Regions from separate parts of the Homo sapiens genome. Here region 1 is linked to region 2. A link is a loop called in an ENCODE intact Hi-C map of the cell type or tissue named here. Cell type or tissue: dorsolateral prefrontal cortex. All regions are shown on one strand.

Evidence for each region. Peaks named below come from ENCODE experiments on the same cell type or tissue, not always from the same donor. Only the 100,000 strongest peaks of a DNase experiment are listed, where the experiment ranks them.
Region 1: a loop joins it to region 2, with 3 times the contacts of the local background. A loop is called at or near these places in 2 of 110 quality-filtered maps.

The regions. Positions count from the first base shown.
Region 1 is chr2:8,283,839-8,286,338 of GRCh38, forward strand. The region is part of intron 7 of LINC00299 (long intergenic non-protein coding RNA 299); the gene reads right to left. Among named protein-coding and RNA genes, the nearest start is that of LINC00299, 43 kb to the right of the region's middle. In dorsolateral prefrontal cortex, a CTCF peak has its summit at 1,286 (motif pointing left); no DNase peak of the experiment used is centred here.
Region 2 is chr2:7,430,221-7,432,720 of GRCh38, forward strand. LOC100506274 (a long non-coding RNA gene) reads left to right here. Exons shown (of 6, transcript NR_038432.1): 4 at 1-73. Among named protein-coding and RNA genes, the nearest start is that of LINC01871, 290 kb to the right of the region's middle. RefSeq lists enhancers at 1-599, 600-1,333. In dorsolateral prefrontal cortex, no CTCF peak of the experiment used is centred here; a DNase peak (open chromatin) is centred at 1,002; H3K4me3 peaks cover 1,045 bases; H3K27me3 peaks cover 1,386 bases.

The sequences.
Region 1 (2,500 bases), 850 kb after region 2:
TTAAAGGTGGGTGATTTGGCCCTGCATTCATCTTTCTCTCCAAGTTGCAAAAATCATTTTATATATTTAGTTACTTATTTCTTACCAATCCTCCCTAGCTCTGGGACACATCCCATCAGTCACCACCAGCCACTACCTTCGGCTTAAATTACTTTCAAGGCTTCTCATTACTAGTAGGAATCAACCACAGCAGCTAAGGTCCTTAAAATGGTCCCCACCTACTTCACCCAGAGTCCCTCCCCTTCGGTGCCCTGGCTTCAGCCAGGCTGGTCCGCTCTCATCTCTTCTAACACATGGCTTTGCATACACTCGTCCCTCCTAGAGCACTTTCACCCCGGCCTGCATGTCTCAGGGGTCCCTAGTCTGCCTCTGGACTTCCCTCCAACTGTCCCTTTCCCAGGGATCCTTCCTGGTCTCCCTCCCTAAGTTAACTCTCCTTCTTACACTGCTTCCCAGCACTGCACACCCTTTCTCTCACATCAGCTATCGCAGCTATGGTTTTACATTTATTTCAGTGGTTATTTGATTAGAGTCTATCTTCTTCCCTGGATAGTAAGTTTCATGAGAGCCAAGGCTAGATAGCCCTAGGATCTAGCACAGAAACCAGCACGTAATAAACATGCCTCATATATTCCATGGATGAAAAATACAGGCACCCAGCCTAGTTAAAGGACATGAAGAGTCTGATGCTATTTTCTCAAATACAGTCCTATTCCACATGATGCACAGACAGAAGTCAGATCGCAGAATTACTGTGACTCAGCTGCAGTCATTCCCAATCAAAGTGGCCCTTTGTTCCAAGTCTCAGGTCCCCTAGGTGTCAGATTATCCCACATAAGGCCAGGTTGAATCAGCCTTTGTCAGGAGAAAAGGGTCGTATAGTACAGACATATCCACAGTTGCCTGCCCAGTGGGCCATGAAGCCTCCCCAAAATAAGAAACAATGAACTGAGCAGGCACCCCAAAAGTCATTCAACTGCTTCCTATCATTTAGCTACACGGGAAACACAACACAACACAACACAACACAACACACACCCATAACATTATCCCATGCATTCAGAAATATCCCTGCCTAACACAATACACTGATGGAAACACATTCCCCTTCCCAACGAAGACAGGTCAAGTTGATCCCAAGGCAAGGCCACGCCACCGCCACTCCAACGTCAGAACTCATCAGAGTCCAAGGTCCCTGGTGACCCTTCTGGGTTTCTCTTACGATGATGCCTTGTGAGCTAAACAGTAAAGGTAACCACACAAACACTCTTGGATTTCAAGGGGGAGGAAAAGAAAGAGAAATGAGAACAAATATCTCCCCCTACAGGCTGGACCTCTAGAGAGGAGCTAGAGGAACTGAGGAATCCAGGAGAGGATTGGATGCTCATGAGGGGCACTGGTCTGGAGGCCAGCGTCTCAGCACATGGGGAGAGGGGAGCCACTCAGCATACCAGGAAAACATTTGAAAATCCTGATTTGACTGCCCCAGGATGACCCTCACTTCCCCCTTCCACGCCCACCTCTCCCCAGCACTGTGTGTGGTATGTTCCAGGCCAGCCCTTCTCAGGCTCACATGTGTGGCTGGAGTCTCCAGGGATGGGCTGCTGGCTTGTTTACATGAAGCCGGGCCTCCAAAGGTTTGAGATTCCACACTTCTTTTTTTTTTTTTTTTTTTTTTGAGACTGAGTTTCACTCTTGTTGCCCAGGCTGGAGTGCAATGGTGCGATCTTGGCTCACCACAACCTCCACCTCCCGGGTTCAAGCGATTCTCCTGCCTCAGCCTCCCGAGTAGCTGGGATCACAGGCATGCACCCCCACACCTGGCTAATTTCATATTTTTTAGTACAGATGGGGTTTCTCCATGTTGGTCAGGCTGGTCTCAAACTCCCGACCTCAGGTGATCCGCCCGCCTCAGCCTCCCAAAGTGCCGGGATTACAGGCATGAGCCACTGCGCTTAGCCGAGATTCCACTCTTCTAATGAGCTCCCAGGTGGTGTCTCTGCCCTGGCCCAAGGACCACACTTTGAATACAAGGTTCTAGGATTCATTAGACATTCGCATAGCTCTAAGTCAGGCTAAAAGTCAGCGAATAACTAACTGGCTACCAGTCCTGTTGGTTGGCTGTCTAGACTATGTAAGGCATAAATCCACAGACTTCACCCTGTCCTTGATGACTTGCATGAAATGGCTTTGACCTCCCTCCTGCATGCCCAGGGAACAGCTCCAAGTCCTCCCCAGATGCCTTTTAATTCGAGTCACTGATATTGCCAGGGGTGGCTCTTGCCCACACCTCACCTCATCTGACCCCACTGGGGACTGTCGTTCCTCTGCCTCACAACAAACCCAGGGCAGCTCCCAGCTGACCTGTCCCCAAACATCATCACACCAACGAATGCTAAGGTTTTGTTCGCAGCACACTTGGCCAAAGATTTGGAGTAAAGGGGTTTTGTTACATCAGGGGCCTTCACTGCCAGGGACATGTACCTTGACTTTTAGATGC
Region 2 (2,500 bases):
AGTGTCGGACACAAAAATGACATGCCCCATATTGCAGTCTAGAAGGAACAACACGGTGAATTGTCTACTGCAGGTAAGCCAGGGGTGTTACAGGCGTCCTGAAAGGATACAGCGCAGGGTGCTGCAGCCAGGCAGTAAACAGTTGTATTTCTCTTTTCTCCACTGTCCTAAAGAGACTGCCCTGGGTGGCCCCTGCCTCGATTAGGTCACCAGATAGTTGCATTTGCCCTCCTCTGCCAACTCCCTAAGGTCAGGGTGGTGGCGTGCGGATTCCTAGCAGACTGCACAAGGTCTGAGGAAGGCTGGGTGGTGGACACACAGTTGATTAGTGATAGGAACCATGGTGGAGGCTTGTCAAAAGTCAACAGAAAGACAGACCAGCAGGGGTTGCCTGATTCTACGTGGAGCCCTGAGGCTGGGACTCAGCAAGAGCGGCAGGAGGGGACTGAGCGTGCTTTTAAGGACTGTTCAGAGAGCAAGGGGACCCAAAGGGAGAAGGAAGTGCACACCCTGACACAGAGAGTGAGGTGGAGACCCCAGCCGTGTCACAGAGCAGCGTGGGCTGGAGACTAAGCGCGGGGTGCAAGGGCTTCATGCGCCCTAGGGAGGAGGTCACTGTGGGCAAGAGGTGGAGTGGGGTGTATGGAACAGCCAGGCACTCGCAATGAGTCCATCTCTCAGTTCACCCCGGTCAGCCCTAGACTTCTGGGCTAGCCCAGCCGCTCCTTGCGTCCTGGGATGGGCTGCAGGCCTGCGAGTGGCAGGCGCAGCCCGGCTGCAGGAGCGCGGCTGGGGCTGGCCGCTCTCGCTGCCCTCTCTCCGGAACTGTTTTTTTCTGTCCTGGTCTCTGAAAGCCTTATTGATTGCTCAAAGTGAACTTCTCAGCCCACGGTTTCCTCACCCCCGGGGCAGCTTGCATTTCCTCTGCCGCGGCCTCTGTCGCCTCCCCTCCCGCGCGCCTCGGCCTTTTACATTTCAAATGCTCGACAGCTGGGCCAACTTCTGCTTCCGCCCAAAGAAGGGCTCTTTGCCGCTCACAATGGCCGGCCAGTGGCGCGGGGGCTCTTTTCTCTCCAGCTGTGAGAGAGGCTTTTTCAAAGGCCGGGGGGAAGCTGCCGTCCAGCTGCGCGCCTGGCCGCGGGGGCCCTGCATGCTAATCAGCGGCGCGCAGAGCCGGGCTCCGTGGGGCCGCGCAGATGCGCCCTCTCCGCCCGCAGAGCCTTCCGGGCAGGTGAGGCCAGGCCGGCCGGGCGTCACCGCAGGTGTGCACTCCGCGCGCGCACTCAGCTCGCTTTGGTGTTTCTCCAGGCCCTCAGGGCCCACCACTCCTAGTCCCAGCCCACAGGTCTGCCCGAGTCTCCGCCCAGGAATGTGGTCCTGACGCAGGGTGCTGGAACCAGGCTTCTGTATGCACTAGAGAAATGCCCTTGGCTCTATGACGGTGACCACAGAACCTGGACACACTGGGTGGGGGCGGGGGCCGGGGGTGGTGGTGGAGTCCTGATCCTGGCCACAGCCAGATGATTTTTGGAATAACCCGGCTTCAACTTGTTCATCACAGTTTATTCCCAGTTGAGTGCTTTTGTTCACCCTGGTCTTTATTTTGGGAGAATCTTCTGCTTTGTACCATGAGCGTCACTGCCTGTGGAAACCCTCTCCATCTGTGAAGTCCTCTTTCATATGGCCTGGCCGTCCATCCCCGCAGGCATTCCAAACGTCTTCTCTTTGGAGCACCGTGTTATTTCACCGTGGTATTTTGCTTGTCTTTAATAAGAATACCAAAGATACATAGTAATTGAGGCTTCACTAAGTTCCAGGTGCTAAAACCTGTCACATGCATTAATCTCATCGGGGTTGGTACAGTCCCTCAACACTGGAATTGTACAATCGTCATTTTATATGCTGGGGACCAGGGCACAGAGGCTGAGTGCTGGCAGGGCCATGGCTACCATGGCTAGATGCCCCGCAGCCCCCCGCCCCCACCCCCACACTGCCTTGTGTAGGTGTCCTCTCTATGTGTCTGATGGCTTTCCTGGGACTGGAATCTCCTTTAGGACTGGACTCTAGCATCTTTCCTCTTGGTGATCCGTAAAGGGCCCGCCTTGCAGACACAAGGGATAAAGGAGATGGAAAAGTGGCATCCGGAAATATCCTGAGCACCCACACTGCCACCTGCAGTAGGATCATCCCTGTCACACATGTGACTTCACCCACGCGGCCACCCACAAGGAGAGTTCTTAACTTCACCATTTTTTTAAATGATAAACATTAGATTTTGGGTGTACTGGACAGTAGAAAACAAAAATGTATATAACAGCTCCCGTTACTTATTATGGCTACTTGTATTGATGTGGCTCATGGGCTGCTCTCAGAGTGGATTTCTTCAAGGCGTGATGGACATGAGCTCCAGCTTCCCTCTCTCCTCTCTCCTCCAGTGTGATGCCTTCACCGGTTGGGAGTCATAGTGAACTTCCTTCTTTTCAACATTGCTTTAATGCTT